Linked DNA regions of Homo sapiens: all the other regions are linked to region 2. Evidence: read pairs that join two places in POLR2A ChIA-PET (ENCODE). Cell type or tissue: Caco-2. All regions are shown on one strand.

Region 1 (8,000 bases), 140 kb before region 2:
GCTTTGGAAAATAGTTATTTTTCTATTAAAATATTATATTTATGTTTACACATAATGAGTTTATTACTATTTTAATGAGTAAAATGTTTTAATATTTCTTAGTTTTAATATGTAATATGATAAACTCAGTAGATGTAATCCACATATACAAAACCTCTTTGGGGTTGTCAGTTTGTAAGAGTGGAAAGGAATCCTGAAACCCAATACTTGGAGAACCACTTGTCTAGACATCACCCTCCAGTCTCCCTCATCAGCTGCCAGTGCTCAACATAGATGCCATGTTCTCTATGATCCCATGCCCCATGGGAAATGCCCATGAGTTCTTTGTAAAGTATCCTTTCCCTTTGACTTAAGGTCATCTTTTCTGCGAAGCATCAGAGTGAGAAACTCGTGCCAACCTCGTTCATCCCTCTAATGAAGTGTTTGCTGTATTACAGTGCTGACCCACAATCCCTCACCCAGTCCGAATCTGCAGGTTCTAGGAAAGTGGTGCTTGTGCTGTATCTGCAGTGGGTCCTGGGACAGCACAGTCTACTCAGACACATACAGGAACAGTGAAATGTGTGAGTGTCCCCAGTGAATGAGACAAGTAGAGATTATAAGTACCCACCCAACATCAGTCAGGTTTTGTTCCCAAAGAAGTTAACTGCAGACTTTCAAAAAGAATTTGTGTTTTTCGGAGGACTTTTGGATTTCAGGATTGCAGATAGAACATTGTGGACCTGTATTTAGATGAATTGTCTTTCTCACCAACTAGACTGTGAGGTTTTTGAGAGCAAGCTTTAGTGCAATGTTTGTTTCGATGGAAGTGCTGGAAATACACAGAATAAATGAATGATGTTCCCTCATAAATCATAAAAGGTTCTGATAACAAATAGTGTCATTTATTCTCATGTCATTTTATTTTTAGTGGCAGCAAGCTCATAAATATTTTGTAATGGTATAGCAGATATGGGGAGAGAACTCAGATCTTGTGGTAACCGTCATATATTTTGCCTAATTATGCAGATTCTAAAAAAATATCGTGCGCCTTGTATATACAGACACACCTTGTTTTATTGCACTTCATTTTATTGCACCTCATAGACATTGTGTTTTTTACAATTCAAGGTTTGTGGCAACTCTGTGTCAAGTCTTTTGGCACCATTTTTCCAACAGCATGTGCTGTGCTCACTTTGTGTCTCTGTGTCACATTTTGGTAATTCTTGCAATATTTCAGACCTTTTCATTATTATATCTGTTATGGTGATCTGTTATCAGTGATCTTCGATGTTACTATTGTCATTGTTTTGGGGTGCCACAAACTGCACCCATGGGAGACAACAAACAATAAGTGTTGTGTGTATCCTAACTGCTCCACTTCCTGGCCATTCCCCCATCTCTCTCCATCTCCTTGGGCTTCCCTCTTCCCTGAGACACAACAATATTGATGTAGGTCAATTAATAATTCTACAATGGCCTCTAAGTGTTCAAGTGAAGAGTCACACATCTCTAACTTTAAACCAAAAGCTAGAAATTACTAAGTTCAGTAAGGAAGGCATGTTGAAAGCCGAGACAGGCCCAAAGCTAGGCCTCTTGTACGAAATAGCCACATTGTGAATGCAAAGGAAAAGTTCTTGAAGGAAATTAAAAGTGCTACTCCAGTGAACACATGAATGGCAGAAAGCAAAGCAGCTTTGTGGTGATATGGAGAAAATTGTAGTAGTCTAGTAGAAGATCAAACTAACCACAACCTTTCCTTAAGCCAAAGTCTGATTCAGAGCAAAGGCCATAAATTTCTTCAATTCTGTGAAGGCTGAGAGAGGTGAGGAAGCTGCAGAAGAAAAGTCTGAAGCTAGCAGAGGTTTGTTCATAAGGTTTAAGGAAAGAAGCCATCTCCATAACATAAAAATGCAAGGTGAAGCAGCAAGTGCTGAAGCTACAGCAAGATACCCAGAAGATCTAGCTAAGGTCATTGATGAAGGTGACTACACTAAATGACAGATTTTCTGTGTAGATGAAACAGCCTTCTGTTGGAAGAAGATGCCATCTAGGACTTTTATTACTAGAGAAGCTTTAAAACTACAAAGGACAGGCTAACTCTCTTGTTCAAGGCAAGTGCAGCTGGTGACTAAGGCCAGGGCTCATTAACCATTCCAAAAACCCTAGGATGCTAAAGAATGATGCTAAATCTAATCTGCCTGTGCTTTTTCAGTGGAACAAGAAAGGCTGCACTGCAGCTTGGTTTACAGCATGGTTTCCTGAATATTTTAAGTCTGCTATTGAGACCTCCTGCCCAGAAAAAAAAGATTCCTTTAAAAAAAATTACTGCTGATTAACCATGCACCTGGTCACCCAAGAGCTCTGATGGAGATGTACAAGGAGATGAATGTTGTTTTCTTGCCTGCTAACACAGCATCCATTCTCCAGCTCATTAATCCAGGAGTCATTTCAACTTTCAAGTCTTCTTATGTCAAAAATACACTTCATAAGACTGTAGCTGCCATAGATGGTAATTCCTCTGATGGAACTGGGCAAAGTAAATTGAAAACTTTCTGGAAAGGCTTCACCATTTTAGAGCCATTAAGAACATTTTTGATTCATGGGAGGAGGTCAAAATATAAACATTAACAGGAGTTTGGAAGAAGTTGATTCCAACTTTCACAAATGACTTTGAGGAAGTAACTGCAGATGTGGTAGAATAGCAAGAGAACTAGAATTGGAAATGGAGCCTAAAGATGCGACCGAATTGCTGCAACCTCATGACCAAACTTGAATGAAGAGTTGCTTCTTATGGGTGAGCAAAGACAATGTTTTCTTGAGATGGAATCTAATCCTGGTGAAGATGCTGTGAACATTGCTGAAATGACAACATAGGATTTAGAATATTATATCAACTTAGTTGATAAAGCAGTGGCAGGATTTGAGAAGATAGACTCCCATTTTCAAAGAAATTCTACTGTGGTTAAATCAAACAGCATCGCATGCTACAGAGAAATCTTCCGTGAAAGCAAGTCAATTGGTGCAGTGAACTTTATTTTTATCTTGTTTAAGAAATTGCCACAGCCACCCCAGCCTTCAGCAACCACCACCCTTATTAGTCAGCAGCCATCAGCATCAAAAGCAAGACCCTCCACCAATAAAAAGATTAGGACTCTCTGGGGGCTCAGATGATTGTTAGCATGTCTTAGCAATAAGAAAGTTTTAATTAAGGTATATACATTGTTCTTTTAGACATAATGCTATCGCACACGTAATAGACTATAGTATAGTGTAAACATGACTTTTTTATATGCACTGGGAAACCAAAAAAATATGCGAGACTCTCTTTATCATGGTATACACTTTATTACAGTGGTCAGGAACTGAACTTGGAGTATCTCCGCGGTATGCCTGTATTATCTAAGAACACAATTTGTATACTCCAGGGGCAATGCCCACAAAAGGCTGTATGCCAAAGCCAAGTTATCTAAATGTGAGTTGGCACTATCCACTGAGCTCACAGAAGTTCATTTGGGGAAACGTTAGAAATAGTTCTTTAAAGAGACTGTGGAACATTCTTCTGGCATCACTGCACCACCAGGGCTAAGTCCTTTCTTTGAAGCTAGCGTATTGAAAGTTTCTCACTGTGAAGCCAGATGTCCAAGCAGAGATTTCATGTCAAGAAGAAATGTTGTAAAATTTTTGCTTGCAGGCATAGAAAAGAGATTTTACAGCATTGATGCTTCTCTCCCTTGGCTACTGACTGGAGTTCACAAGACAAGGTCAGCTGCCAGTAGGACATCTAGCAATCTGGTCTGTGTTACCAGAAGGGCTTGGTTGGGGGCGGGGGGTGGGGGTTGTAGAATATTTCATAAGATTGGGCAATTCTTACTGTCCTAAAAGCTTACAGGAATCAATTTCCCAAGGAATAAAATTACAAACCTCATTGTGGTGTTTTAGTAGCATTGAGAAACAGGAAGAAATCTCGATGCCTAGCATCAAATGGCATTGTTTGGGACCTGTTCATTACTTAATTCCTGTCTCCCCTGTATGCACGTCCGTAGGGCACAAGGAAAGTGGCATTTTCTTTGTGCCCTCCTGAATTAGAATTAATAATGCTAAGAATAGAAATGTATTTTCCATCCCACCTAAGAAGGTTTGCCTGCTCACTCAGAAAGAAAGACAGAGCCATTCAGTCATAGTAGCATAAAGCGTAAGTGCCATTTTTCAGGAAGAATGCTCTGGAAGATAGGCTTGGATATGCTGTGGCTGTGAATTATGACCTTGCTTCCTAGAGCAAGGAGAAGCAATAGCAATAAATGAGCGGAGAAGAAAGGAACAGTTCTCTCTCAAAAGTTTTTTTTACCCCAAAGCTTCCCTCCGATTCTATTCTCTGGCAGTTTTTATTTTATTTTAAAACTAGTCAAATAAGATTCTTTGTTCAGTGGACAAAATCCTTCAAGTGCTATGAGAGATATTTTTAGCCCCTGGAACATTGCCTTGTGTACGTTAAGGAATCAATTAAGGTTTGATGAGCGAATACACGAATATGTGAGTAGGAAGAGTGTGATCAAAAGAACACAGGTGAAAGTAGATTCCTCTTCACCAATGGCTAAATTGTACTCTTTGGAAGTCACTAGGTGACTATATATGGTTAATTGGTTTTTCTGTTTGTTTGTTTGTTTGTTTGTTTGTTTGTTTGTTTGAGACAGGATCTCGCTATGTGGCCCAGGCTGGAGTGCAGTGGCACGATCTTGGCTCTCTGCAGCCTCCAACTCCTGGGCTCAAGCGATCCTCCCTCCACAGACCCCAACCTTAGTAGCTGGGATTACAGATGTGCGTCACCACACCCAGCTAGTTTTTGTATTTTTAATAGAGACAGGGTTTCACCATGTTGCCCAGGCTGGTGGTTAATTGTATTATTGCATGGTCCAAAATGAAGTACTTTGGTTAGTAAACTATTGGAATATATATGGATAATTTTAGTTTTTTAATTTTAAAAATTTAACAAAAAACTACTTGGACATTGTTAATCTTTAATAATGCTAAACTGTATCGGAGATAGTTCAAAGGCAGTATAATGAACGTAATGATCATTGAATGACATAAATGTAAGCCTTAGCAACCAAAATTACTGAATGATCAATTTAATATGTATTAGATGGTGCAAAAGTAATTGTGGTAATGGCAAAAACCGCAATTACTTTTGCACCAGCCTCATATATGCTACATAGGTGTATATGCACATATTTATGTATGCAGTCATATGTCACATAACAACATATCAGTCAAGATGGACTACATAGATGATGGTAGTCCCATAAGATTACAATGAAATAAATGATGAGAAAACCTTACCACCTAGTAACTTCTTAATTATCCTGACCCTTTGTAGGCCTAGCCTAATGTGTGTGTTTTTGTCTTATTTTTAACAAAAAGCTTAAAAAGTAAAAACAAAAAAATTAATAGAAGAAAGCTTATGGAATAAGGATATAAAGAAAAACGGAATATGTACAATTATTATCTGTCAAATAAAAATAAATTTTTAAGAAAGGAAAAAATATTGTATAGCTGCACAATGTGTTTCTGTTTTAAGCTATGTTATTACCAAAGAGTCAAAAAGTTTAAATTTTTTTTTAAGTTTATAAAGTGAAAGTGTTCCAGTAAGCTAAGATGAATTCATTATTGAAGAAAGAAAATGTTGTTTTATAAATTTAGCATAGCCTAAGTGTAGAGTATCTTAAAGTCTACAGTAGTGTACAGTAATGTCCTAGGCCTTCACATTCACTCACCACTCACTCACTGACTCACAAGTGCAACTTCCAGTCCCGCAAGCTCCATTCATGGTAAGTGCGCTATGTAGGTGCACCATTTTGTATCTTTTATACTGTATTTTTACTGTACCTTTTCTTTGCTTAGATATATTTATATAATTGCCTATAGTGCAGTAATGATACAGTAATGTTACAGTATAGTAACATGCTGTACTATAGGCAATTATACCACAATGGCATAAGGTGCAGGAAATGTACTTGAATACATTTACTCAAGTACCACTGGTACAACAGTTCTCTTTCTCCCATGTCCTTGATGAAATTGACTCACAGCTCCAGGCCCTATAGTCATAGCTAAGCCCAACAAGCAGAGTGTGGTCTCTAGACAAGTGGATAGACTGTATGGCGTTGTTTCTCTTGCAACCCTTCCTAGCTACCAACCTCTTGTTCTTTTTCTGATGTGTATATGATTCAACTCTTCCATCTATTCTCTTAAAGTCCCTTTTGTAATCCCACCATAATATAGAAAATTGACAGAGTAACCTATCGCCTCTTCTCCAAATTCCACAGTGTTTTTCTACTTCTAATCATCCTCTAGCTCTATGCAGCATTTGACTATATTGATTGACCAACAATTTTCCTTCTAAAACAGGCATTGTCAAGCTTGTTCTGTAAAGGGCCAAATAGTAAAAATGTTAGGCTTTGCAGGCCATATAGTCCTAGTTGAAGCTATTTAGCTTTTAACGTTGTGGCCTGAGAGCAGCCATAGACAGTATGTCAACAGATGGGCATGGCTATGTTCCAATAAAACTTTATTGACAAAACCAAGGTAAATGCTAGATTTGGCCAGCTGGCTGTAGTTTGCCAACCCTTATCTTATCTTAGCTTATATGATACTTCTTTTACTTGTCTTTCTTCTGCTAGTCTCTCTTCCTCCCAGTGGGTGTTCCTCGAGTCTATGTCCTGGGCTTTGCTTCTCCTTTTCTTTTCCACACTAAGATCATCTCCTCTGTGATGTCAGCTGTCACTTCTATAGAGATGATTCCCAGAAGCCCTGGCCTGATTCCTAGCTGGGTCCTATATGTTGCACTGCCTGTAAATCATCTTCTTTTGAAGATGCACTACTATTTCAGAGTCACCATCTACAACATTGAGTTGTGATCTTCCCTTCCAAATTGGCCCTTCTTTCCAGTCTATCAGGGTTACCTCCAGTCTTTCTGTTTCCTGTTAGAAACTTTGAGTTCATCTTTGTCCTTTCTTTCCTTCATCCCAATTTATCTCAAGTCTCTCACCAGAGTCCTTGAATGTATTTCTTATTCCTCTGATATGACCCTATTTGGAGCCCTTCTCAACTTGCGATTGATTTAAAACAGCCTCCTCTCAGCCGATATCCCTGCCAAAAGGCTCTCAGCTTCAGTCCAGTGTGAAGAACTCTGCCAAAGAAATCTTAAATCACTGTGATGTCCTTGTCTTACAAAGAGGGTTTGGAAATCAATAGGAAAACTAACAACCCAGTGGACAAAAAGAGCAAAGAACATGAAAGCAGAATTCATAGAACATCAATGTCCAGCAAACTTATGAAAAAAAAAATGCTCATTCTTACTCATAATCAAATAAATGTAAATCAGAAGTCCAAAGTTTTGAAGAGACTGACTGCCACCCGACCAGTATAAGTTTTCATTTTGAAAACGTGGTCAATGATGAAGATACAGGGAAACCAGCAGGCTCGTGCCCCATTTCTGGGAGTATAAACCAGTGTGGCCTCTGTGGAGGGCAGTATGGTCTTATCTACCAACATTCAAATGCACATAACCTTTGGGCCAGCAGTTCCCCCTGACAGGAATCTATCTCTGGATATACTTGCAAGTCTATACAATATCTTTGCAGGATTGTTTGAGCAAAAAGCTGGGGAAAGCAAATTATGACACATCCACACAATGGAATATTATGAGGCCATTTTTAAAGAATGAAGTAGATCTCTTTGAAAATGAGGCAAGATTGCTAATATATAATAAATGAAAAGAGTGCAGCATGTCATATACATAAAAAGATGTCCTGAGTAGGTCTCCAGATGGGTAATAGTGATTATTTGGGGGCAATAGGACTTTCCATTTTTTATTTTATATCTTTTGATGATGTCTTAATTTCTGAAAACGTCGTATGACTAAATTGAATTTAGAGGGTTGCTTATAACATCATGATCAAACTCTTCTGCTTAGCTTTCAGAGCCCATCCAGGTTTCTCACTATTCCTTGACACACACAT
Region 2 (8,000 bases):
CACCCGACTAATTTTGTATTTTTAGTAGAAACGGGGTTTCAACATGTTGGTCAGGCTGGTCTCGAGCTCCTGACCTCAGGTGATCCACCCGCCTCGACCTCCCAAAGTGCTGGGATTACAGCCAACACACCCGGCCAAGATTTATGCTTGTGTAAAGCAAAGACTACTGTAGTTCTCATCCCCTATCCTCTCCTGACCAACAGCAGTTCTCCAGTGATCTATAACAGCAACCACAACTGTGTATTAGTGTCCATCATACTCCCAGCAGTGTGCTAGAACTTGAGGCTACAGAGTGAGATGCAGTTCCTACTCTCAGAAAGCTTACAGTCTTGGAGCCTAAACAAAACCCATTCTTACCTATTTTTGTTCACACAGAAGAATTGTTGGAAAAATAAGGCCAGGCGCGGTGGCTCATGCCTATAATCCCAACACTTTGGGAGGCCGAGGCGGGTGGATCACCTGAGGTCAGGGGTTTGAGACCAGCCTGACCAACATGAAGAAACTCCGTCTCTACTAAAAATACAAAATTAGCCGGGCGTGGTGGCGCATGCCTGTAATCCCAGCTACGCGGGAGGCTGACGCGGGAGAATCGCTTGAACCTGGAGGCGGAGGTTGCGGTGAGCTGAGATGGCGCCATTGCACTCCAGCCTGGGCAACAACAGTGAAACTCTGTCTCAAAAAAAAGGCGGGGGGGGGAAAATAATGAGTATACTGAGTGCCTGATACAATGTGGCAAAGACAGTACACCACCTCTAATAAGTCCCCAATCCTATGATGCAGGAGTCCTCCTCTGTCTTACAGGCTAGGAAATTGAGGCATGGAGGGATTGGGTAACTTGTCCCAGGAAACCTATCCTCAGTCAGTATGTGGCAGAGTGAGGCATGGACTCGGGCTATACCCTATAGAGAAAACTCTGCAAAGCCCGGATTCCTGGGGCGGTAGGTGTGACTTACCCTGGGGACTGTGGGTCTTAAGTTCACTCTTGCCTTCTACGAGAGTGAAAAGCATTCTGGAGTGTCCCCTGCTCCCGCAGAATGACACCCCCACTCACGCACACTCACACACTCACATGCACCCCACCCCACCTCCAGTGTGAGACTGGACGGGAAGCATCCATCCCTGAGTGGGACCAAGGCCCTGTTTCTGCTTTGAGGCCGGGGACTTATTAAAAAGAATATCCCTGGCTTCGGGCCTTCTCCTGCTTCCAGCAAAACCACCTTTAATAGGAGCCTGTTTCTGACACCTACTCTCATCACAAACGAAGACTTCCTCTCTGCAAACAACATGAAAGGAAAGCCTTTTACTTGGTTCCTAAAGTAAGACTTCTCTCTGTAGCCTGCAGCTTCTTTTGGAGAAGGCTCTTCGTAAACTGGGGTTTAGCTTCACTTGGTAATTAACATCCGTTTTCTCTTGCTGCAGAAATGTTTGTCACATAAACAAACAGCCCCCGCCACCAACACTATGTAAAGGTGAAATATTGGCATATTCCAGTGGGTAATATGGAAAAATGATGCTGGGATCAAGCCAATCCCTGACCCCACTTACCCGAAAGCCTTCAACGTTGCCCAGCTAGACTCCTGGGGCCTCAGTGCCAGCCCAGAGCCCTCTTTCCCCATAGTCCTTTCTGCCCAGCAGAATTGCATATCCGAAGCCAAGATGAGACTGTCCCAAAACGGATCATCAAAAATATACTTCAGACCAGGCATGGTGGCTGTGCCTGTAATCCAGCACTTGGGGAGGCTGAGGTGGGTGGATCACTTGAGGTCAGGAGTTCAAGACCAGCCTGGCCAACGTGGTGAAACCCCGTCTCTACCAAAAATACAAAAATTAGCCCGGTGTGGTGTTGCATGCCTATAATCCTAGCTACTTGGGAGGCTGAGGCAGGAGAATCGCTTGAACCTAGGAGGTGGAGGTTGCAGTGAGCTGAGATTATGCCACTGCACTCCAGCCTGGGCGAAAAAGTGAGACTCTCTGTCCCAAAAAGAAATAAAAAATTTTAAAAATAAAAAATTATATATACTTCATGTCACGTCTTCCTTTTGTGAGGAAAGAAACTTTTAGAATAACCCAGGGCATTTAAAAACTCTTTACAAAATCCAGGCCCTCCATAATGGTTTTTTTCCCCTCCGCATAGAAAATAAGATGCTATAAGGATCCCCAAATATCTTACTTTCCAATTCTAATCTTACAATGCAAAGATTAGAAAACCACCATAAAATGGAAAATCCTAAAGTGAGGAGAGATTACAGTTATTCTTAATGTGGGCCAATTTAGGCTTACCATGTTTTTTGTTTGTTTGTTTGTTTGTTTGTTTGAGACAGGGTTTCACTCTGTCGCCCAGACTGGAGTGCAGTGGTGCGATCTCGGCTCGCTGTAACCTCCCTGTCCCAGGTTCAAGCGATTCTCATGCCTCAGCCTCCCGAGTAGCTGTGATTACAGGTGTGGGCCACTACTACCCGGCTAATTTTTTTGCTTTTTTTTTTTTTTTTTTTTAGTAGAGACGAGGTTTTCCCATGTTGGCCAGGGTGGTCTCGAACTCCTGACCTCAAATTATCCATCCTCCTCGGCCTCCCAAACTGCTGGGATTACAGGCATGAGACACTGTGCCTGGCCTTACCGTGCTTTTCAAATCTTTTATTTCTTCACAGTAGAAATGCTTGAGCAGTTGTAGTTTGGGCAGAAAAGCAAAGGAGTCCCTCCAATTCAAGTAGAAGTTCCTCCAGGGTCTGCATAAATTGTATTATAAAGCCCCTTTTAGGTATCTAGAATAATGACACTTGATCTGAAGAAGTTTGCTTTTTGTTGAGCTAACTTTAGCATTCGCTTTCATTAGGAGCAGATACATCATAGCATCCTGGACAGCCCAGCACATTTGGTTCACATATAAATACATGCATATCTGTCTAGGCACTGTGTCCAAGATCATCACAGCTGAGGACATCACCACCCTGACCGTTGCTCAAGCCATCCTAAACTTCTGTGACTTCTCATTGGCTGGGCCTGGATCATGTGACTCTGTCCACCAGCCCATCATCACTCAGGCTCTCATTCTAACTAACCCTCATCCCCCAAAGCAGGATGACCAGAGCCCCGTGGCTCATTTTGAGTGACATGTCCACATCTCTGACCCCTCTGGTTTCTTTAAATCCAAGAAATGGAAGAGTGACCTAAAAGAAATGAGGGCTGAGGCTTTAAAGGATTACTATCTCTGAGAAAAAGTTCAGTCCCTGGGAGAAAAGAGCCCTAGGCCTTTGGAGAAAGTATGAGAAACATTTTGATCTTTTCACATAAACCACTCTACTTTTCAAAACCTGCTGTCTTTTTTTTTTTTTTTTCCCAGAGTGCTAGCTGAGTGTGTGTGTAAATACGAGAGAGGAAATAAAAACCCAACACAGGAGCGTTTTGAAATAAAAACCCAACAGGCTCATTTCAAATTGAATCCCAAGCATACACATTAGGGTCTCCAAGCTGTTTGTCCTTCTTCCCGGCACTGGCAGGAGGGCCTGACTCAAGTTATTCCTATGAACATGAGAATGCTCAGCCATTGCTTCCTGTCTGAACAGACTCAGGGGGCTACCGGCTGCCTCCCTTAAACTCAGAGTCACATGAAGCCCAGACCCCAGAACCCAGGCCAAGGGGACCCGTGCTGGCTCCAACATCCAGCAGGCAGAGGGCAGGCCTGTTTGTCTGACCCCCTCCCAGGCTTTCTCACCAGGGCTTCCAACCCCCAGCCTTCATGACACATTGCAGGAGGAGATGCTGGCTTTGTGGTTGCAAACACTGTCAGGACCTAGCAGATGGAGAAGGGAGCTTTCCAGATGTTGCACACAATAAAAGGAGTTTTTATTTTATTATTTCTTTTTTTAATGAGGAGTAGGGGAGTTGTAACAAGGGCAAAATGTGAGCTTTCAAATCCTCAACTGGCGGTGTTTGTGTGTGCATGTGTGTGTCAGGCTGAGAGGTGCGGGCTGCGCGGTGGAGGGGCAGACGCGGCTCTGTCACATCTAAAACCAAGCTGGGGCAGCTCCTCGTTACTGGAGAAGGCTTCTTGCTCATTCCAGTGCGACTGGCTCTTCCCCCCTGTGTTTTCGTCTTCTCTGTGTAGACAAGCATTCCAAATGGGATTAAATGAAAAGGAGAAATGAAACACACATTGCCAACATTCGTTAGTGCACACACGCTCCGTTTTTTTGTTGTTGTTGTTTTGTTTTGTTTCCTTCTTTTCTCCTCTCTCTCTCTTTCCTTCTCTCTTTAAACAGGGAGAGGCCAGCACCAAGTATAATAATCCTGAAAGAGCTGCTGCCTCTGGGAACCCAGAAAGACTTTTGCGAAAAAAAAAAAAGAGTTGTGGTGTTTTTTCCTCCTGATGGTGAGGATTTAAGTGAAACTGACTTTGCTCTTTGGTGGGAGAAGCGGCATGGAAGTTTCCCCTTTTTCTGGCAGCGTCTTTGGGGGACGGATCTTTTTAATAAGCCATTTCCTGGCGCTTGAATAGTTGGTCCCCCTCCCCCTTTAACAGTGTCATGCACCATGTCAGACATCAAAGCCCTAATTAAACCCATTCTTTAATTGTGTCTTTTTGCTTCATTACTTTCCCTTCCCCTTTGATGAGGGCTGCACCTCTCTGATCGCCCCCAAATTATCGTTTTCTCTTTATTTTCTAGAAGATCTGAAAATTGCTCGCTGGGTCATTATCAGGTACCCCCACTTCCTTTTTTACTTCTTCAAGTTGGGGACACGGGGCCTTCTCGGCCCCCATCCCCCACCCCCCATCCCCCTTCCCCCCAACGGTTAAAGGGATATTCACACCTTTTCCCCTCCCGGGTCTTCTATTCTTATGAAGTTTCCATTGATTATTGTCCTGAAATTCCTTGGTCCAGTCATAGATAAAAGGATAATGACTTCAAAGGGAAGAGTTAAGAGTTTAACCCCAAGCGAAGAGAGTGGACAACTAGGTAATTGAGGGTAATAACCCATCACAGACTTGCTTTCAAAGGATCGCCCAGCTGAACTCTCAGGTGGCTTTAATTTTATTAACATTTGTAGCCGCTGACTTGAGAAGACGGTCTGGAGACATTACAAGCTTCAAAGCTCCAGGTAACACTCCGCCCGGCCGGGAACCTGACATCAATTTGGGCCTGAGCGCCCCCCTCATACGGATGGCAGTGACTGCTGCTAACCCCAAACTTCTCTGCCAAACCAGACCCCAGAAACTCTGGGGAGGCGAGATCAAAAGTCCCACTCAGCCACACCCCTCCACAACGGCAATCAAGAATTCAGATCAAACAAAGACACTTAAAGGCACAAGGTTTGGGGGCGGAGGGGAGGAAAGCCTTCCTTTCTTGGTGTCAGTGGACCTGGGTCTTCATGGGTGCGCCCAGGGCACCCATGAAGGCTTTGCAGGGCAGGCTGGGAATCCCCAGGGACCAGGGAGCCCTGTGGGTGGGAGGAGGGCTTGATCCCTCAGGGGCCTCCCCCGCTTCCCCCACCTCTCTCACTCTCCTTGCATCCTCTGAGACATCCCTGACACCCATCAGAGAGAAGCAGACCTGGTGACCGGGCCAACATCTTTATTTTATGAATGAGAAAATAACATTTCAAAAGCCAAGATGGCTTGCCTGGAGAGCACCCGTGAATTGGTAGTAGCAGAACCCCCACCAAAGGCAGAGCTGACTCCCACAGCTAGAGCTGGATGAGCAGACAGGACCTGGGGAAGAAAGGAAGACTGCATCCAACTAGAACATTGCCCCAGGGAGACCCAACACTTGTATGACACTGGCATCAGCCCTGGCTAGCATCTTTCCAAGGCCTCCTGGCGGCTTCTTGCCCTGCACACCTGTGCGTTGCCCTTCAGTAAATCCCAAAGCCAGAGGGGGCCTCCCCTGGGTCATCATGGCCCCTGGGGTGCCATCCCCTGATTTATTGGGCTGATTGCCCAGCTCAGGTCTCCATTCTAGGGGTTGGAGAGGTTGGAGGGGAGCTCAATAGACTTCCTGGCCACCAAAATTGGGAGGCCTTCCTGGCGCATGGCTTCAGGCTGTCCTTTCGGCTGTTAGAAGTTTAACAAAAAGCCTTTGAAATGGATAGATGCTTGACCAGCTGCCAGGGCAGCTATAGCCTCTCTGCAAACTCGGGGCAGGGCTCTCTGACCACATTCCTAGGCCCAACCAGTGGGAAGGCTGGGTGCTGGGGGAGGTTACTAGAATATCTTCACCACTGCCAACATGCCTCAGCCCCACCAACCCTCCTTTGGGCTTCTACAGAGAGCCATCTGAGTCCTCCAAGGACCAGGAAATGCACCCCAGACCCACCAGGGCAACACAGTGCTCCACACAGAGTGTGATTCTGTAAATGTTTCCTGAGTGCAGGTAGAGTGCAGAGGCCTCTGTCCAGCTCTCAGGAGACAATCACCAGCACACCTGAGAAGACTGTGGCCCATCCATCTGCAGCCCTCACTCCATTCCTTACAAAATATGGCTGTCACAGTGGCTCATACCTGTAACCCTAGCTCTGAGTAGGAGGATTGGTTGAGGCCAGGAATTCAAGACCAGCCTGGGCTGCGTGACAGAGTGAGACCTCGTCTCTGTAGGAAAAAAAAAACAATATATATATGTATGGCAGGGTGGGGGAGAGAGAGAGAGAGAAGGTCTCGCTCTGTCACCCAGGCTGAAGTACAGTGGTTTGATCATGGCTCACTGCAGCTTGAGGTGGGCTCAAGGATCCTCCCACCTCAGCCTCTCCAGGTGAGTTGGGACTACAGGTATGCACCACCACATCCAACTAATTTTTTTAAAAAATTTTGTAGACATAAGGTCTCACTCTGTTGCCCAGACTGGTCTCAAACTCCTGGGCTCAAGTGATCCACCTGCCTCAGCCTCCCAAAGTGCTGGGATTACAGGTGTGAGGGACCGTGTCAGGCTGAAATAATTTCTTCTTCTTCTTCTTCTTTTTTTTTTTTTGAGATGGAGCCTTGCTCTGTCGCCCAGGTTGAAGTGCAATGGCTTATTCTCACTCCACCGCAACCTCTGCCTCTCGGGTTCAAGTGATTCTCCTGCCTCAGCCTCTCGAGTAGTTGGGACTACAGGCATGTGCCACCACGCCCGGCTAATTTTTGTATTTTTAGTAGAGATGAGGCTTCACCATATTGACCAGGCTGGTCTCTGATTCCTGACCTCAAATGATCCAACCATCTCAGCCTCCCAAAGTGCTGGCATTACAGGCGTGAGCCACCATGCCCGGCCTCTGTCTCTATTCTTTAAAAAACCAAAAACACCAAAAGCTTCTCTGAAGCAGTATAAATGTACCCTAGGGAAAGAGACTGCAGCATCTCAAGACACAAGCCATACTTGGGCCTCAGGTGGAAGAATCAAAGGAGGGCAGGAGAGAGCTGGGGACCTCCTACTCCGTCTGCAACTGACTCTTGTACCGTGGTGTGGCTGCCCTGCAGCTGCCAGACCTTTGCAGAAAGGCTGTATTGGGAAGATGACTCTGGCCAGAGCCAGCAGCCGCCTTGATTTTATTACCTTTTAACACTCATGATCTAACTAGCTGACCAAATTTCACTTCCAACCTTTTATCCCCCTTTCTGGTTTTTTAAGCTCAGAAAGAAACACTGTGGCCGGGCGTGGTGGCTCACGCCTGTAATCCCAGCACTTTGGGAGGCCGAGGTGGGCGGATCACGAGGTCAAGAGATCAAGACCAGCCTGGCCAACATGGTGAAACCCCATCTCTACTAAAAATACAAAAATTAGCCAGGTGTGGTGGTGCACGCCTGTAATCCCAGCTACTCGGGAGGCTGAAGCCCGAGAATCGCTTGAACCCGGGAGGCGGAGGCTGCAGTGAGCTGAGATCGTGCCACTGTACTCCAGCCTGGGCAACTGAGCGAGACTCCATCTCAAAAAAAAAAAAAAAAAAAAGAAAGAAAGAAAGAAAAGAGAAACACTGTGGCCAACTGTGCCTGGATTATCAGAGATCATAGAGAGTGTTCCCTGAAGAAGGGC
Region 3 (8,000 bases), 76 kb before region 2:
AATTCTTCCCTGCCTTGCCTAACATTTTGAAACAGACCTGGGAATGGATTATCTAATCATTCATTACTAAGAGTGGAAAGTATTTGCATTTCCATGAATTGCTTGATCACATTTATTGCTAATTGTTTCTATTGATTTGTTTTTCTAATTTGATCTATAGAAGTTTATTTTTTGGTTGGGCATGGTGGCTCACATCTGTAATCCCAGCACTTTGGGAGGCTGAGGCGAGCGGATTGCCTGAGGTCAGGAGACCAACCTGACTAACATGGTGAAACCCTGTCTCTACTAAAAATATAAAAATTAGCTGGGCTTGGTGGCGCACGCCTGTAATCCCAGCTACTCGGGAGACTGAGGCAGGAGAATGGCTTGAACCCAGGAGGTGGAGGTTGCAGTGAGCCAAGATTGTGCCACTATACTCCAGCTTGGGTGATGGAGTGACACTCCAACTCCAAAAAAAAGAAAGTTTATTTTTTACATAGTCTGTATGTTAATCATTTGTTAGTTAGATAAGTTGCAAATACTTTCTCAGAATTCAGAATTGCTTATCTTTTAATTTTTTATTCAATATTTTAATTTTTTGAGAAGATTACCTTCTATCTTTTTCCCTATGGTTTCCAAGCTTGCTTAGGAAGGTACTCTCTAACCTAGATTATGAAATATATTCTCTTTTATTTTCTTATACTTTTGAGAGTTTCGTTTCATACATTTAACTCTTTAATCTACCTCAAATTTGTTATGTTATGTGGGATATATTATGTGGGAGAAGGATTGGGGTAGACAGAATGGCCCCTGAAGGAGGTCCATACCCCAGTCCCTGGCATCTGTGACTATGCACATTGCATTGCAAGAGATTTTGCAGATATAATCAAGGTTACTAATAAGTAACCTTAAAAAAGGCAGATGATCCCAGATTATCCAAGTGGTGGGGCTGATCCAGACACATGACCACTAAGGGCCGAGAACTTTCTGCAGCTGGAGGCAGGAGAACATGGCAAATGTGGCAAAAGAGGGCGGGGGGGCTAGAGAGATTTGAAGCCTAAGAACCATTGCGCCATTGCCACTTTAAAGAGGGAGAGGACAACATGATGAGGAATAGCAGTCGCAAGGAGATGAGAGGGACGCGCAGCTCACAGCCAGCCAGGAAATGGGAACCTCAGCCCTGTAGTGCCAAGGAAGTGAATTCTGCCAACAACCCAAATGAGCTTAGAAGTGAATTCTCCCCCAGAGCCTCCAGATAAGAGCCCAGGCCAGCTGACACCTTGATTTTGACCTTGTGATACCCAGAGCTGAGGATCCAGCTGAGCTCCCTCAAACTTCCAACCTACAAAACTGTGAGGGAATAAATCTGTGTTGTTTTAAGCTGCTAACTTTGGGTAATTTGTTACAGCAATGATAAAAAACTAATACAGGGATTTTACTAGTTTCCTTTCCAAATAGATAGCCAGTTATTAATACTAATACCATGTATTGACTGAGATATATTTCTCCCATTTTTTGGAAATGCCATCATTTTCAAAAATCAAATTTTTGATATGTGTGTGAATCTGGGACTTTCTCTTCTTTCCCATTTATCGATTTCCTGTGCCAATATGAGCCATCTATTAGGGTACTTAAGAGCATGAGCTTCAGAGCCACAGTGCCTGGCTTCAGATCTCAGCTCTGCCACTTCCACTTACTTGCTATGGAACGTTAAGCAAGTTACTTGCTTGATTTGCCTCAGTTTCCCTATCTTGAAAATGAATTAATAGTGGTACTCACCTTATGAATTTGTTGTGAGGATTCAATCAGGTATTACAAGCAAAACCTTTCTGAAGAGTACTAATATGTAGTAAATATCATCTATAAAGAGAAGACTCCTCTCATCATCTTTTTAAAAATTTAAACTAAATTGTCTTAGTTATTCTTCAGCATTTTCTCCTTCACATGAATCTTGGGCTAAGATTGTAGAGTTCATTTTTTTTTAATCCCACTGATTGTCTTATGGGGACTGTATTGAATTTATGAATTAGTCTCAGGACAATTGACATCTTTGCGATATTGAGTCTTCCCATTCAGGAACTTTACATCTCTTTGCATTTCATTAGTTTTTTCATTACAACTGAAATCTATCCTAATATGGATGGATGTGTTGTACATTTCTTATTAAACTTATTCCCAAATATATTATGGTATATTTTCTTTTCATGGGTTTCCCTTGTTTTTTCTAAATGGATAATTCTGGTATTTAGGAGTATTACAGTTGTCTCACCAGAGCTCTTACCAACATTACTTCTAATGATCTTTCAGTTGATTTCTTAAATTTTCTAAGTAGGCAATTGTATCATTCCTAAACAGATTTAATGTTTGTATCTTCCTTCCTGTATTTCATCCTTATTTATTAATGTTTGTCATATTGCACAGGTGAGGCCTCCAGTTCCATATCAAGTAGTACCAGTGATAGTATGTGTCCTTGTTTTTTTCTTATCTTTAATGAGAATTCCTAAGTTTCACTGAAAGAGTTTGCTTCCTGAGGATTTCTAATAGCTACCTTTTGTTGAGTTCAGACACATCACCTTCATTCTAATTACTTGTGGACATATTTTGTCATTTCCACTAGACTAAGGTTCCTCTGAGGGCAGTGAATGTATTATAGTAGGAATACACACACACATACACACACAAGTACTATAAATATACATACACACACATACTATATATGTACATACACACATACATACTATATATATACATACACACACATATATATGTTGTGTGTTGGTGTATATAGTATGTCTGTTTGTTCCACAGTCAACTTTCACCACATAGAAGATGAACAGAGTTTATCTCCAGTTGGTTCAGGGAGTTTGTACCAATGAGAGACAGAAAGCCTCCAAGTCCTCTTGCATATGCAGGATAGAAACACCATTCTTCTTGTCCGTACATCAGTCACAAAGAGACTTTTTGACCCTTTTCTCTTACACTCATCATGGGCTCCCGTAGACACAGTGCAAGATCCTCTTTTCTGAGATGTAGCATTCCCTGTACATGGGGGTACTTCTCCCCTTATGGATGCTACCTCCCAATTTCCCCTTCGGGAGCTCTTAAAGTGTAGTCAGGGCTCTCTTTTCTGTGATGTCACCCTGTGGTATGACCTTCAGATTCCTGACCCCCAGTGACTACTGTTTTCCCTTTTGCCACCTGCTTATAGTCCTTCTCTTTCCACCAGCTGCGTACTATTTGTTTTACCCACCCCCCTTCTCAGCCAAACAACCCTAACAGACATCTGAGAAATAAGTTTCCTTTCAGAAATAATAGTGGATATTTATATATTTATATTCTTTGTATAATCTATTATGTTGTTTTGATGCATTTCTTTATAATAATGGGTTATTTTTTCAACGACTGTAGTGTGAGTTGATTCCCCAGTTATCTGTACTGAGCTTAGTCTTGGTCTGCCCCGCCCCCCCCGCCCACTACCACAGTGCTTTGTACAAAGCAGGCATTCAACTGCATGATCAGTAAATACAGTAGTAATACATTCCATAAGGTTTTAGACCCTGAGTTGGCTGACAATCAGATTCATAATTCTGAAGTAGTATCTACTTAGTTTTCATTAATCCTTAAAACTGCTAAATTTTTGGTTCGGTGTATACTGACCTTTTTAGTGAAGCTTGTGAAAAACTGATTGTAGCATATGTGAAAATTAATATGTAATATGTATTGATTGATGGTAGCATCTGTGAAAATTAAGTTGGTTAATTGTTGCAGGCTCTATTTCTCTGTGAGCTGTGATATTTTGGAGCTTCTAAGTCTAGAGGAAGGTGGGGTTAAGGTGAAGCCTGAAGAATGCATGATGGGTTTTAAAAGTTGACACTTGTTGTTATTCAGTTTTTAAATAGGGGACAAAGAATAATAAATGTGTTTGCATTTGTGTATATTAATATACTGCCAGTAAATAGAAAAGTTCTTGAGAATTTCAATTATGAGGGTTTTTTTTTTTAGTTACAACTGAGTTATAAAAATATACAGAAAGTAACAGGACCCAAACAGTGAGTTGAAATCCTGCCTGTTGGGAAATTCTAGCTATGATACCTATATAACTATTAGGGTATAATTAGAGGGTATTTTGAAAATGACAGAACACAAAAGTTTCAGACCCTCTTTTAAGCATCAGTTAAAAAAAAAACAACAACAACAACAAAAACAAAAAAACCTCAAAGAACATATGCCCCACTGAAGGGACAAACAGGTTATTTTTAAAAAGAGAAGGCACTTATTCAGCAAACATTTATTCAGCACCTACTATGTGCCAGGAGCCATTAGCCTTCGACTGTAAGATAAATAAGAGAGTCTTTTTCCTGAAGGAGCTCATAGCCAAGTAGAAGAGATTCCCAAGGTTAATTTGCATTGACTTCTTACCCCAGCATAATTCTATTTTTCTCTCTTTTTTTTTTTTTTTTTCAAGACGAAGTCTCGCTCTGTCGCCCAGGCTGGAGTGCAGTGGCGCGATCTCGGCTCACCGCAACCTCCGCCTCCCGGGTTCACGCCATTCTTCTGCCTCAGCCTCCTGAGTAGCTGGGACTACAGGTGCCCTCCACCATGCCTGGATAATTTTTTGTATTTTTAGTAGAGACAGGGTTTCACCGTGTTAGCCAGGATGGTCTCGATCTCCTGACCTCGTGATCCACCCGCCTTGGCCCCCCAAAGTGCTGGGATTACAGGCATGAGCCACCGTACCCGGCCTTTTCTTCTTTTTTAGACAGCAGCTTCTCAATCTCTTCTATTGTCTTCTGATTTTAGGCCTTCCCCATACAGTAAATAATCTCTGTTTTCTGGTATCTATTCCCTACTTCTTTCCCAGCTATACATTCTCTCTCCCTCAATGATATCATCTATCCCCATTGTCTTCAGGTCTCATTTATTGTGGTGATTCTCAAATTGTTATCGCCAGGCTATACATACCCTTTTTCAAACTCCAACCCTACGTTTATACCCCTGTGGTAACACATGCTTCTCAGTCTGGCTCATCAGACTCTAAAGTCTAAAACTATTCCTTAGAAGAGAATTTCTTGCCACCAAATCTAGTTTTATACTTGAATTTGGGGCTCGATGTCATAACATATTTTCAAAAGGAAAGAGAAATGAGTCAGTAATAGGCAGTAGTAAAAGAATTAATCTTAACACCAGGCGAAGTCAAACTGGTAGTGTGATTTCAGTGAGGAGAGAAGGGCCAGCTGCCGCTCTCCCAAAATGTTTCCCCTGCCCACCTGCCGAAAACTGAACTGATGGGGGCCAAAAAAATTCACTGCGAGACTAGAACTTTACTTGACAATCAGAGGCTTTCTAATGCAAGTTACCCGTTGAAATTGTCACACATTAGAGATTTTACCAAAAGAAAGTTAGCTGGGAGAAAATGTGACAATATGGGGCATTAGATGGGGAGGGCAAGATTCTGTAAGTGGAGTGATGGAGAGAGAAAGGAGAGGCCAATGGAACCAAAGAAAAGCATCTCATGCCAATTTTGTGTGGTGCTTGCCTGGCAGTCGAAAACAGCCTGTTCAAAAGTGACTTTGGCTAAAAGGGTGGAATGAACTCTTCCAGCCAATCAGTAACACTGAGTTGAGAGAATAGAAACCATCCAAATTCTAACAAACATGGAAAAGAAAGGAAACACTTCTTGTTCCATCCCAGGAAAGAAGGGAAAGTACCTCAACTTGGTGCTGTTGTGAGAGAGCACTTTTATTCCTTTTCAGCTTGTGTGATCACAGGAATGTTGCTTCCCGAAAGCCACATACAGGCAGGTGGTTTTAGAGTTTTCTCTGCCCTCGCGGTTATGAATTATATAGACTTTTAGTACTTAACTACAAACAGAAGATCTTCCAGGTGGGGGATCTGAGTTAGGAAAAGAAAAATGCAGAAATACAAGTCACAGGGGTAATAAGGTCTCTTGGATGTGGGTAGAAAGTTCCTGACTTAATGCCAAAGGCTTAACGTGTATATTGAACAGCTTGACATACCTGGAGGGCCCTGGGGATTAGTGAAGGAGCAGGGCAGAGATGTTTTCGATGTGTGAATTGTTTACAAGCCAAAAACAAAATAAACATTGGCCCTGTCACCAACTTATAGTTTATTGAAATGGAGTAGGTCCCCTAAGAATAGTGCCCAAGGAGGCCGGGCGCAGTGGCTCATGCCTGGAATCCCAGCACTTTGAGAGGCTGAGGTGGGCGGATCACTTGAGGTCAGGAGTTCGAGACCAGCCTGGCCAACATGGCGAAAACCATCTCTACTAAAAATACGAAAATTATCCAGGCATGGTGGTGGGCACTTGTAATCCCAGCTACTTGGGAGGCTGAACCAGGAGAATCACTTGAATCTGGGAGGCTGAGGTTGCAGTGAGTGGAGACTGCGCCACTGCACTCCATCCTGGGTGACACAGCGAGACTCAGTCTCGAAAAAAAAAAAAAAAGTGCCCAAGGGAGTGGCGCAGTCGTCGGCCTCCCTCTGAGCACAGTGGCTGCTGCAGGTCAGACGTCACTGCTAGGTGAGCTTCCATGGGTCCTGCTGTGACTCATTATTGAGTGTTTTGCTCTTCATGGTTCTACAAGTTACGTTTATCCTCAGTATACAAATATCACAAACTGATTTTAATCAGGTTTCTAAGTTTGTCTAAATGTGAGAAATTTAAAATACTATATACCTGTACCTAAAATTAATGACCACCCTAAAATATTATTGCTTCTAATTTTTAGCCTCTATGAGAGATTCCTCTCGATAGGTTTTGTGTGTGTGTGTGTGTGTGTGTGTGTAAGAGTACAAATGTTGTTAAAACTCATATCCTTCTTAAATTATAGATGTACGAGTGAAAATAATATATATTTTTTTGCTTTCTAGCACATTATAGTGGGACCACAGTTTTAGTCAATCCTATAAAAGATACCAACTCAGAATATGTCATTTTACTCCCCCCTCCATTGCCCTGGAGTTGTGATTCCTCCGTAATTCATCGGGCTTCTACATTTTGTTCCCTGGACATTCTCCCAAGCTTGTTCAACCATTAGCCCTCTGGAGTTCTGGGTTTAAGTACTGTCAGATCAGATTTAAATCATGTGTTAAGGCTTGGTGGGTCCATCATTGTCCTCAATTTAAGAAGCATTATAGAGGTCACGACATTGCTACAAAGAAGGTGGCACTAATCCCTCACTTTATAAAAGGGAATGCTGTGGTATGCATTACACCAAAAGACCCAGCCCCACCAGCACCACAGCCCAGAGAGCCAGCAATGTGCTCATTTCCTCCACCCTCCCTGCATACTTCCAGGGATGGGTAGTACAAAACCAGATGTAAACTATTTTTCAAATACTCCTCTGACTTAGCATTAAGTTTCCCTTAGACCAGATGCCAGTGTTTAAATAATATCCTGAAGGATCCAAAGAGAAGGAATTACTCATTGTGTTTCATTCATATAAAACCTGAAATACAGAGGGAAAGAGTACAAAGGAACCAAGTACCTTGAGTATGCCTTGCCAGAGTATAATAATTTGAAAAGAATACTGCCTCATGAATGCTCAAAAGTGAAGTGTTTTTTTTTTCTTTAATTATCAATTGAACTTTCCATTATTTGTTATTAGTGCTCTTTAGGAAAAATTAAAAGCAAACCATTATGATTTCTTTTGCAAAGCAATTTCGTTATGTTTTCAGGAAATTGAGCGACACTTGCTTTAAAGTGGCTCTGTCCTTCAATCACTTCCATTTACTTATTTTATTGATTTATACCTTGTTCTCTGCAATTCCTACTTTGATGGCTTGCATCAATTAAGACATACAGCAAATAACTAAACTTTTTGTCTTTGTGTAAAGTTATTTTCTCTGGTGCTCCCTAAGTATTACCAAAGGCTTCACCCAGCACAAGGGACCAATGAACCCTAGATTACACCAGGGTCAGTCATCAGCAGATCGTCAGTAATGTTGGCTACTAAGTATGTGGGTGTCCCATGAGGTAGACATTGTATGAAAAAGGCCCC

The links. ChIA-PET counts read pairs that join two places held together with the same protein. Peaks named below come from ENCODE experiments on the same cell type or tissue, not always from the same donor. Only the 100,000 strongest peaks of a DNase experiment are listed, where the experiment ranks them.
Region 1: POLR2A ChIA-PET joins it to region 2 with 5 read pairs; 2 of 35 experiments call an interaction of 5 or more read pairs at or near these places.
Region 3: POLR2A ChIA-PET joins it to region 2 with 5 read pairs; 4 of 35 experiments call an interaction of 5 or more read pairs at or near these places.

Annotation. Positions count from the first base shown.
Region 1 is chr17:65,726,579-65,734,578 of GRCh38, reverse strand. All of the region lies in intron 23 of CEP112 (centrosomal protein 112), which reads left to right. Among named protein-coding and RNA genes, the nearest start is that of AXIN2, 170 kb to the right of the region's middle. In Caco-2, no CTCF peak of the experiment used is centred here; no DNase peak of the experiment used is centred here.
Region 2 is chr17:65,590,447-65,598,446 of GRCh38, reverse strand. No RefSeq gene overlaps it. Among named protein-coding and RNA genes, the nearest start is that of AXIN2, 33 kb to the right of the region's middle. RefSeq lists an enhancer at 3,993-4,808. In Caco-2, no CTCF peak of the experiment used is centred here; DNase peaks (open chromatin) are centred at 3,006, 4,029 and 5,205.
Region 3 is chr17:65,666,344-65,674,343 of GRCh38, reverse strand. All of the region lies in intron 24 of CEP112 (centrosomal protein 112), which reads left to right. Among named protein-coding and RNA genes, the nearest start is that of AXIN2, 110 kb to the right of the region's middle. In Caco-2, no CTCF peak of the experiment used is centred here; no DNase peak of the experiment used is centred here.